Linked DNA regions of Homo sapiens: region 1 is linked to region 2. The links are chromatin contacts, found by Hi-C or POLR2A ChIA-PET in ENCODE. All regions are on one chromosome and are shown on one strand. Each heading gives the region's core, a stretch centred on a gene start or an enhancer-like site at or near the end of the contact. The rest is flanking DNA. Distances are from core to core; before and after follow the strand shown. Region 1 overlaps PLEKHA7 (pleckstrin homology domain containing A7). Region 2 overlaps PLEKHA7 (pleckstrin homology domain containing A7).

What was found. Hi-C counts contacts between places; a loop is a spot of excess contacts on that map. ChIA-PET counts read pairs that join two places held with the same protein, here RNA polymerase II (POLR2A). Pooled maps may share reads with other maps.
Region 1: a loop to region 2 is called in a map with no recorded cell type, with 3 times the contacts of the local background. The contact joins two enhancer-like sites. A Hi-C loop is called at or near these places in 3 of 37 single-sample maps with no recorded cell type and 3 of 50 pooled maps. POLR2A ChIA-PET finds 5 or more read pairs at or near these places in 3 of 52 experiments (H1, K562 and activated T-cell).

The regions. Positions count from the first base shown.
Region 1 is chr11:16,943,950-16,949,358 of GRCh38, reverse strand. All of the region lies in intron 3 of PLEKHA7 (pleckstrin homology domain containing A7), which reads left to right. Among named protein-coding and RNA genes, the nearest start is that of SNORD147, 21 kb to the right of the region's middle. RefSeq lists an enhancer at 3,300-3,539. Within about 2 kb of position 2,563, at least 2 of the 41 ENCODE cell types and tissues checked have a DNase peak (open chromatin) inside an H3K27ac peak, as active enhancers do.
Region 2 is chr11:16,900,133-16,905,938 of GRCh38, reverse strand. The region is part of intron 3 of PLEKHA7 (pleckstrin homology domain containing A7); the gene reads left to right. Among named protein-coding and RNA genes, the nearest start is that of SNORD147, 23 kb to the left of the region's middle. Within about 2 kb of position 3,663, at least 7 of the 41 ENCODE cell types and tissues checked have a DNase peak (open chromatin) inside an H3K27ac peak, as active enhancers do.

The DNA of each region.
Region 1 (5,409 bases), core at 1,314-3,813, 45 kb before region 2:
CATTATAAATGCATTTCAACTGCTGAGCATCTAGAGTCTTCTAAATGAGGCCTAGAAGGTGAGCAGGACCCTGTGCCACCCCTTCCCACCTGCAGGGGAGATGGGGCTTAGGTGGAAGGCATGGCTTCTGTGTAGTGGTGAATGGTGGGGAGGAGCACAAAGGAGGCAGATGGGGGGGTTACACTGAAACAGATAGACAGATAAAGCTTGCTAAATAGAGATGGGGAGGGGGTAAAGAGAGTGGGAGTTGGGCAGCTTTCTGGGGGATGGAGTCAACATGAGCAAGGCTTAGAGGTAAGAAATCCAGTGTATGGAGTGACAAGGGGTCTGGGTTGTCTGAGTGGACAGGCACAAGGGGAAGCAGAAGAAAGATTCACATCTTAAATGGCTTGAATGCCATGCTGAGAAGCAATGACGTCCTGCTCCAGGGATGATGCTGAGGAGGCCAGAGAGGTGTCTCTATAGACCTGAAACCCACAGGACCTGTGTTGAGGATGCCCTGGAAGCGGGAAAGTGGGCAAGGGCTTCACGGAGGTGGCTGTGGGAATCCTGGAGCTCATGATCAAGTTCTGCTAAAGTACTTCCATCCATGTGGGATGTGAGAAAAGAGCTTCTTGCTTCAAGCTTCTGTGCTTTTCATCTTCTCCAGCTCCTGTGAACTTGCAAGAGAAGCTGAGGGGTGTCTGTGTGTGTGTGTGTGTGTGTGTGTTCCTCCTTCACTCTGTGTGTGTGCACATGTGTGTGCATGTGGGGTGCGAGTATATATGTGTGCATGTATGTGTGAACACATGTATTTGTGCAGATACCATCTTACCTATCTATTCTTTCTTCCTCATCATTACTATGGCCTTACCTTCCTGATGTGAGGGAAATGGAGGGTGAGGCAATGGAGGACATTCTGATACAGTCAGGGGTGTGTGTGTGCTTCACTGACAAAAATTGTATTTATTGTGTATAGCATGATGTTTTGATAGCTGTGGAATGGCTATATTATTTAATGTATATAATATCTCGCATACTTATTCTGTGGTACAAACACTTAAAATCTATCAGCAATTTTTGAGTATACGATATATTGTTATTTACTGTACTCACCATGAGGTACAATAGATCTCTTGAACTTATTTCTTCTGCCTAACTAAAATTATGTAACCTTCAAGCAACATCTCCCAACCCCTCCACCCACCCCAGCCTCTGGTAACCACCGTTTTACTCTTTGATTCTATGAGCTCACCTTTTTTACACTCTACATGTAATTGAGATCATGCAGTATTTGTCTTTTTGTGCTTTGCTTGCTTTACAACATAAATTCCTCCAGGTTTAACCATGTTGTTTCAAATGATAGGACTTTCTTCTTTTTAAAGGCAGACTAGTGTTCCATTATGTATATATATGCATGTTTTCTTTTCTTTTTTTCTTTTTTTTCTTTTTTTTTTTTTTTTTGAGACGGAGTCTTACTCTATAGCCCAAGCTGGAGTGTAGTGGCATGATCTCGGCTCACTGCAGCCTCTGCCTCCAAGGCTCAAGTAATTCTCGTGCCTCAGCCTCCCAAGTAGCTGGGAATACAGGCATGCGCCACCAAGCCCGGCTAATTTTTTGTGTATTAGTAGAGACGGGGTTTCACCATGTTGCCCAGGGTGGTCTTGAACTCCTGAGCTCAGGCAATCCACCCGCCTCAGCCTCCCAAAGTGCTGGGATTACAAGTGTGAGCCACCGCGCCCAGCCATATTTGCTTTTCCTTTCTTTCTTTCTTTCTTTTTTTTTTTTTTAGGTGGAGTCTCGCTCTCTCGCTCAGGCTGGAGTGCAGTGGTGCGATCTCAGCTCACTGCAACCTCCACCTCCCTGGTTCAAGTGATTCTCCTGCCTCAGCCTCCTGAGTAGCTGGGATTACAGGTGCCTCTCACCATGCCTGGCTAATTTTCGTATTTTTAGTAGAGACGGAGTTTTGTCATGTTGGCCAGGCTGGTCTCGAACTCCTGACCTCAGGTGATCTGCCCGCCTTGCCCTCCCAAAGTATGAGGATTGCAGGTGTGAGCCACCACACCCAGCCTCTATTTTTAATTTTTTGAGGAGCCTCTATACCATTTTCAATAATGGCTGTACGAATTTACATTCCCACCAACAGTGTACAAGGTTCCCTTTTCTCCACATCCTCACCAATACTTATCTTTCATCTTTTTGATAATGGCCTCCTAACATGTGTGAGGTGATACTTTCAGGTGTGATTGTACAACCCAGTAGCTGAGAAAACAGTAGCCTAGTCAGTGGTCATGAAAGGTGTTTAAAAATGCCAGGTCCTGTGGGGCCCAGGCCTCTGTATTCTTTATAGGTTCCCAGGGGGTGCTGGCGCAGCTGCGTTTTGGAACCAGCAGCCCAGATGACCCAATCACTTTACCCTTTCACCTGGGGATTAGGGGCCTGCAAACTCCAAAGTTGGAATGAGAGTTTTTAAACTTGAAAATTTCTCCTTCTTCTTCCACTTTGATCAGTGGAGAGGAAAATACCTTACCGAGCAGAATGGTGGCCGAGGGAGTGTTTCCCCTAGGTTGTCTCTGTGGGGGAGGGGGTGTTGCTGGAGCCCGAGTCTAACAGAGTCTAACAGAAAGCTCATTAAGACCCACAGCAAGTTGAGGCCTGTCAGTAATGAGTACTTTTATGCTGTTTTCTACAGAAATTTCACTTCAAAACCTAGAGCCTTCAGATATCCTGATTTGCCATTCTAATTAGGTACTGAAGGAGGGCTTTGTGGGCAGGTTTGTGGCATCCTCTGTGCATACTGATTTTGCAAACCTCTTGGGAAACACTTAAAGTGAAATTCTTTGAACACATCAAAAAAGTCAGCATAAACAAACTAAAATCCCTGTGATTCCCAAACCCTAAAAATATTCTGTGACCAATTTCAAAGTCCCCCCCTCCCCTCCACTTTAAGGTTGGTATAATCCTGCCTGGTCATAGGGAGTGAGAAAGGAGGGTTTCACACGTTCGTTCGGGGAGAGGTCCCAGGGTTGAGGGTTCTGGTGGGTGGGGTGTCCAGTCCTCTTTAGGGCAGGTTATCCAGTGTCTAGATTGTTTGGGAGAAGGTGCTGGGAGAAAGGCCAGAAGCCTCAGCCTGGCTGGACATGGGCTGGCATGGACGCCATCTCTCCTGGCCAGCATTGCCCACCTTTAGGTCTCTAGCAGGAAGAGCCCAGGAGCTAGAAGCAGAAGCACCCAGACGGGGAAAGATCATGGGTGGCGCCACAGCAGGCTCCTGCTGCCCCCATGAGGAGAGGTTGGGAAAGTGAGTGGCTTCCCACTAAGTGAGGAGGAAACGACAGTGGAGGGCATCTTGCCTGTTTGTGTCTGTGGCTCCCTCATGAGCAGGCTGGGATTTTGAGGCTGGGAATGTGTTATACCTTAAAAGCAAAGCAAAGAGCACCGGTTACCTAGATGGGAAGGCAGAGCAGCAGTGTCCTTTGAGGCCAGAGAGTGAAAGTATGAGACTTTGTAGGACTTTTGTTCTTAATCAGGTCCCTAGCGGGCCCACTTCTTGGGCCCAGATCCCTGATGCCTTTGAAACTGCCATTTAATATGGCATTACTGCCTCCCAGCATTGGGACTCCTTCCCTTCAGATCTGCTAAGGACCTCCTAACTACTCCCTTCCCCTCATGTCCCCTCACCACCCCTCACCTCCACAGAGTGCCAGATATTCCTGGATCAAAGTTTTTATCCTGCCCCTGCTTAGAAACTTTATGGAGCTTCTATTTGCCTGGCTGATAAAATCCAGTGATCTAGCCCTCCTTCTCTGCCCTTCAGGCTTTCATCCATCTGTCCATCTGTCCATCTATCCATCATCCCTTACCAAGCACTACAGGACTTTGTGAAGAGGTATTGTCCTTAAGGAACTCTCAGTCTTTTGGGGAAGGCAGACAACAGTCAATTACAGGGGTTGTGAAATCACAGAGGAGAGACACCTGTGTGAAGGGTAGGCCAACACAGTAAACACACTATTACTGGCTAGTAGAATACACTAGATGCCAGAAAGAAACCAGTATTAGTATTAGGAGGAATAATGATAATGAAGCTTTTGCATTATATAGACCTACTTCAAATTAACCTTGATTAAAATATTAACTCTTTTGGGGCCGGGCATGGTGGCTCACACTTGTTATTCCAGCACTTTGGGAAGCTGAGGTTGGTGAATCACTTAAGGTCAGGAGTTTGAGGCCAGCCTGGCCAACATGGTGAAACCCCAACTCTACTAAAAATACAAAAATTAGCTGGGCATGGTGGCACATGCTTGTAACGCAGCTACTCGGGAGGCTGAGGCAGGAGAATTGCTTGAACCCGGGAGGCAGAAGTTGCAGTGAGTAGAGATGGTGCCACTGCACTTGAGCCTGGGTGAAGGGGGAAAAAAAAGTGAACTCCTCTGATCCTTAAAGTTCTTATCTGTGAGTTGGTTAAGGCTTAACAATAACATGAACTTCATAAGATTGTTGTTAAGGATTAACAATCATTAATGAGATAATGTATATTTGTGAAACATAGTAAATGCTTAATAAATATTGGTTATTAACGTTATTATCAGACAGAGAAGAAATTTTCTCCAGGATTCTTGGAGCAAAGTCACTGAAATTACAGAGAAAAACATCTCCAACAATTTGCTCAGCATGAATTCAACAAGTCTTACTAACCTGTCTGTTATGATGTACCTCACATACATAGAAAGAATGATACCAGCAGTCCAATTCAGTGAATGAGGTCTCCTGGGTGAGAATAGTGCCCTGTTTTGTCAAATATGGGTTTTTGCACATTGAATTTTTTTTTTTTTTTTTAAGGAGAAGAACTTTAATTTTTTTTTTTTTTTGAGACAGGGTTTCACACTGTTACCCAGGCTGGAGTGCAGTGGTGCAATCTCAGCTCACTGCAACCTCCGCCTCCTGGGTTCAAGTGATTCTCCTGTCTCAGCCTCCTGAGTAGCTGGGATTACAGGTCTGTGCCACCGCGCCCGGCTTATTTTTTGGGAGACGGAGTTTTGCTCTTGTTGCCTAGGTTGGAGTGCAATGGCATGGTTTCAGCTCACTGCAACCTCCGCCTCCTGGGTTCAAGCAATTCTCCTGCCTCAGCCTACTAAGTAGCTGGGATTACAGGCGCCCGCCACCACACCTGGCTAACTTTTGTATTTTTAGTAGAGACAGGGTATCACCATGTTGGCCAGGCTAGTCTCGAACTCCTGACCTCAGGTGATCCACCCACCTTGGCCTCCGAAAGTGCTGGGATTTCAGGTGTGAGCCACCGCACCCGGCCCACTTTAATTCTTTCAAGGTGGTTTGGTACAGTCATTCCCAAAGAGACAACATCAAAAACACCTGGGAAATGTCTTAAACATGCAGACCCTGAGGTTCTACCTTTCTTCCCATCCCCTAAAC
Region 2 (5,806 bases), core at 2,414-4,913:
CAGAGACTAAGGCCTGAGTTTTGGCTGATTGGACTTAACCTTCTAGAGCCTCATCTTCCTCAGCTGTAAAGTGGAGGTGATTCCTGTCTTAAATAAATTAAACACTTCATATTGAAAGTGTTTGTAGCTTTGAGTTCAGATGGGGTCGTGAGACTAATGATTACTCAGCGCCTAATCCATTACCCCCATTCCAGGGGATGGTGGAGTGGGAGCTTTGGGGAAGAATGCTTAAGGGAATGAAATACAGAGACAGTTGAAAAACAAACTGATCTCCCTCTCCAGTCATTTCTGAGGCCTTCTTACCCAGCTTTTCACCTTCTAGCAATACCATGGCACTGTGTGTGGCTGAGGTTCTGTGGCTCCACCCCAGAGGGCCTCATTTTGCTCTTCCCTGGGGCTCTGCTGCAAAGAAGTCAGCTTGGAGAGGGGCTGTGGGCTCAGCTTGCTTAAAGAGAAATTGCCTGATATACAGTTTGGGTTATCATGACCTTGAGGAAAGTATAGAATTAAAAAAAAATTCTTTTATACTATGAAGGTCATATAACTGCATTACATAAAAAAATGGGATAATAGACAAAGGGGAAAAACAGCCATATTCACTTCACCTTAATGTATCTTCTGGATTTTATAGAAGAGTGGGGAAATAACATTTATTTTATTTTAATTAATTTATTTTTAAAATTTGAGACAGGATCTTCCTGCTCTGACACCCAGGTTGGAGTGCAGTGGCATGACCATGGCTTACTGCACCCTCGATTTCCCAGGCTCCAGATATCCTCCCACCTCAGCCTCCCAAGTAGCTGGGACCATGGGTGTGTGCCACCACACCCAGCTAATTTTTGTATTTTTGGTACAGATGGGGTTTTGCCATGTTGCCCAGGCTAGTCTCAAACTCCTGAGCTCAAGTAATCTGCCACTTTGGCCTTCCAAAGTGCTGAGATTACAGGCGTGAGTCACTGTGTCCAGCCCTGTCTTTTATTTATTTTAAATAGGTGTACATGATATGGCATGGATTTGACAGGGTACAAAGTAGTGAGAAGTCTTTTTACATAACATGCTTTTAGTCATATATATGATTTTGACTTTTTCAGTTAACATTGCGTTATCTTTTTATGTCTAAACATTTCTTATTCTTCCCCATTTTGAAGTTTTAAAATTTGAAAGCAATATATGCAAAGTATATTTATGAATTTTTATTCTTAAATAATGGATAGCAAAATACCAAATTAGTAACAGTGGTGGCATATTACAGTTAATTTTTATTATGTATGCTTTTATTTTCTAAATTTTCCACAAATAAGCAGTAATATTCAGAGAAATATGCAGAAGAGATATGCATAATCTTAGAATTAACATTTTGGCTTATTTTTATCCAATATTCATTCCTTGCATTTTGTAAAGATAATTGAGATTATATTTTATATATGATGTGGTTGCTGCTTGGTTTTCATTTAACACAAAGATCTGTTAAGCTTAGATTCTTTATAAACTTTATGTTTAATGGCTGTACAATGTTTCATCAAGTATAAACACCTTATTTTGCTCAACCATTACTTCATAGTTTCCAGTTTTTGACTGTAAAAATAATGCTGTGATGGACAACTTCAGAAATAGTCTTTGGAAGTACTGACCCTGAAAAAAATCTGTTTGGAGCTTAGAGGAGCTATATTCCCAATGGATGGGTACAGAGCAGGCACTCAGATGTTGCTTGTGCATGGAGAATGAGGTGACATGTGTGAAGGAATGTTCTGTAAATGATTTCAATAAATGATAGCACGTAAGAATAACAAATGTTTTAAGCCAATGAAGGCCTGTCAAGAGGGAGCCCAAAATGGACTGCAAAATCGAAACCTGTCATACTCTGATAGCTTGAAGGTTTTTGAGAGGGTTCTACAATTTTGGCTGTGAAAGATCTGAGGGAAAGATAGTGATTTGCAGAATTGTACAGCAGGAATGTAGAGCAGGCTGTATCTTTGTACCATGTTGAAGAATGAAGTTGCAGCGATCCTTTTCCAGTCTCTGAAGGAAGAGAACATGGCAAGAAGGACAAAAACTGAAAGGCCTGTTTGCTGTCTGACTGTGTGCTGCCCCAGGTGGCTGCTGAAACTAAATCAATTTGTGGAAGGCATGGAAGAGTTTTCTTAGTTTGATTATGTCTTTTGGAATTGAATGGGCAAATAGAATTTCTTTGAAAGATGTCTCTATTTCTGCCTGGAGGACTCTGTAATTTGGACGTTGTGAGAAGAGCCTATCTTTATTTTGAATTTGGAACCATTGACTCCCCTTTCTTTATGCTGTGAGTTATTTATATGCCAAGAAGCACAGTGGAGGCCTTTTCACCTTCTCATGACTTTAAGAAATACAGGAAAACAGCATTCTCTACAATCCATAATCCCTGAGTGTTGGCAACAAAAAAATGAAAGATATTCTAATGTAGGCGTCTGTGCAATGGTGATGGGTTATGGATGGTCAATGAGAACCTTGGCTGCCAGTCCTGGGAACTGATCTCAGCCTTCCCTGGGACCCTCTGGATGAGGGGATCCTCATTCACCTAACTGAGCAAACATCCCAAACATGCTCTGTTTGCCCATTTATTCATTCCATTCATTAATGTACTCATTGATTCCATTTGGTTCACTTCAGCTACTGATCACCTAATGTTATATGCCAGGCCGTGTGCATGGCTGTAATTATAGAGCTGTGACTAAGACCTTCCTTCCTTCCTGTTCAGTCAGGGTTCAGTAGCAGTAGTGAGAAGTTATTCTCGCTTTTCTAAACAGAAATGGATTTAATACAGTGAACTAGGTGTTTACATCATGATTGGAAGGGTGCAGGAGTAGGCTCTAGGCTGACCTTTGGCAATGATAACTAAAACAAGACTGTGAAAATGGCCCATAAGTAATTGTTTTCATTTTCCTTTTAATTCAACTCTTTTGAGCTCCCCTTGCCCTTTGCTCCCAACTTCTCTGTCCCAGATCTTAGGCTCTCTCCTTATGGGAAGAGCTGTTTCAAAGCATTTATGGATTGTAAAGTGTGAATAAGGGTGTTGTTAATAATAACTGTCACTTGCTGACTGTTTATTGTGTGCCCAGCTGTCTGCTAAGTCCTTTACCTGTGTTATTTCAATCCTCACATCTGTTGGGTAGTTAATATTATCTCTACATTGCAGAGAAGGAACCTGAAGCTAATAAAAGTTAAATGACTTGCCTAGGATAATTCAGCTAATAAGTAACATTTGAATTCAGGGAGTGTCTCTGTCCAGAGGTACTTGCAGTTTAAAAGACAAGCTGGGCCAAAGAAGATACACAAATGACCAATAAGCAAATGAAAAGATGCTCAGCATCATTAGCCATCAAGGAAATGCAAAACAAAACCGTAATGAAATACTACTTTACACACCCTAGGATGTTTATATTAAAAAGGACAGATACTTTAGAAGTGCTGGTGAGGGCGTAGAGAAGTGGGAACACTGATGCACTGCTGGTAGAAGTGTAAAATGGTGGAGCCACCTTGGAAGCCAGCTGCACGTTCTCAAAAGGTTAAACGTAAAGTTACCATATGAGTCATGAATTCCATTCCTAGGTATATACCCAAGAGAAGTGAAACCATGTCCACCTACACAAAAACTTGTACGCAATTCATAGCTACATGATTCATAATATCCTCAAAGTGAAAACCCAAAGTCCGTCAACTGATGGGTGGATAAATAAAATGTGGTGTGTCTATATAATGGAATATTATCTGGCCATAGGAAGGAATGAAGTACTGGTACATGCTACAACAAGAACGCAACAATGAACCTTGTAAACATTATGCTAAATGAAAGATGCCAGTCACAAAAGATGACCTAGTGTCTAAGCCTATTTATATGGAATGTCCAGAATAGGGAAATCCAGAGAGATAGAAAGTGGATTTATGGCTGCCTAGGGCTGGAGCTGGGGTGATCGCTAGAGAGTATGGGACTTCCATTTAGGGCAATGAAATGTTTTAAATTTGATTGGGGTGATGATCGTATAACTCTCAGTATACTAAAAGCCATTGCATTGTATACTTTATTTTTATTATATTTTGAGACAAGGTCTGGCTCTTCTGCCTAGGCCGGAGTGCACTGTGTGATTTCCACTCACTGCAACCTCCACCTCCTGGGTCAAACCATCCTCCCACCTCAGCCTCTTGAGTAGCTGAGACTATAGGCGTGCACCACCATACCCAGCTAATTTTTTTGTATTTTTTGTAGAGATGGGGTTTTGCTATGTTGTCCAGGCTGGGCTTGAACTCATGAGCTCAAGCTATCTTCCGGCCTTGGCCTCCCAAAATGCTGGGATTACAGGCGTGAGCCACCATGCCCAGCTACACTGTACACTTTAAGTGAATTGTTTGACATGTGAATTCTATCTCAATAAAGCTGTTCCTTCCCACCCCCGAAAAAAGAGAAAAGACATATTGGGAAGGATAATGCTTACCTAAATAAATGAGTTGCTAGTGGTGGAATTTAGAGGAGAAAGGATAAACCCCCATGCAGTTTTCTCAAACTTTTGGCTTATATTAGTTTGTCTTCACTATAGTAAAGTGAAAAAATGGATTTAATTTAGCACAAAATTAAATATTGAGCTCTCAGCCTATTGTCTGGCTGGTGAGCCTAGAGCTGATTTATTTTTTCTTCAGCTCTCTGCTTTCCTAGACAGCTTTTTTCCATTTTTCTCTAAGGAGTATATATTATTTTTTATAAGTAGGGAACCAAAAATGTTTCATAAAATATGTATCCCATTGGGTCATACAAAAAGAACATCATGGCTGGGTGCAGTGGCTCATGCCTGTAATCCCAGCACTTCGGGAGGTCGAGGCAGGCGGATCACCTGAGGTCAGGAGTTCGAGACCAGCCTGGCCAACATGGGGTGAAACCCTGTCTCTACTAAAAATAAAAAAATTAGCTGGCTGTGGTGGCGGGCGCCTATAATCCCAGCTACTAGGGAGGCTGAGCAGGAGAATCATTTGAACCTGGGAGGTGGAGGTTACAATGAGCTGAGATCGCGCCACTGCACTCCAGCCTGGGTGACAGTGAGACTCTGTCTCAAAAAAAAAAAAAAATAAAAAATCATGACTTCCACATGTTATGCCACTTGAGGTAGTTAGAGATTTTCTGTCCTAGAAAAAAGATTTTTTGGGGGAAAAAAGTGAGAGATCTCATGAGTGTTTGTCCATGAACTGAACTGATGTTGGAATTGAGCCATTCCTCAAAGCCTCCTCCCTTTCATCCTCTCATTTCTTTCTTGCCCTTTGAGTTTGTTCAAGGACCACCCAGTTGTTAATGATCACAATGTTGTATACAATTTTGTGTACAATTTTATTTAAAGGGAAAAGATCTGGAAGGCAGTGATGAGTGCTTATGTCAAGTTGAATAAATGCAAAAGGAAGAAATATAATGGGGTGTCTATGCTGTAGGTCATTTGTTCCATTTTATTGTCCAAGTATAATTGCTTATGCCAGAATTTCATAGTCTACTTGTAACCTAGTAAAACACCTCATGAAAGTTACAAGGCATTAACAGAATGAAAATTCACTCTAGTGTCTTCCTTTCCACCTGAGCTAAGGACAGACTGAACCATGCATATATTTTTTTAAACAAGATTTATGGATCAGTGAAGTGAAATTTATTGAGTTCCAACTGTATGTTTGAGAGCAGAATTTGCTGCCATGCAATCAGAGTAAAGCTGAGGATTTACAGCCTGTGAGAGCCTTAAATGTGTAGAGTTATTTTCCCATTACACATTAGGTTAGCAACTTGGAGTGTGACCTGGATTTCTCT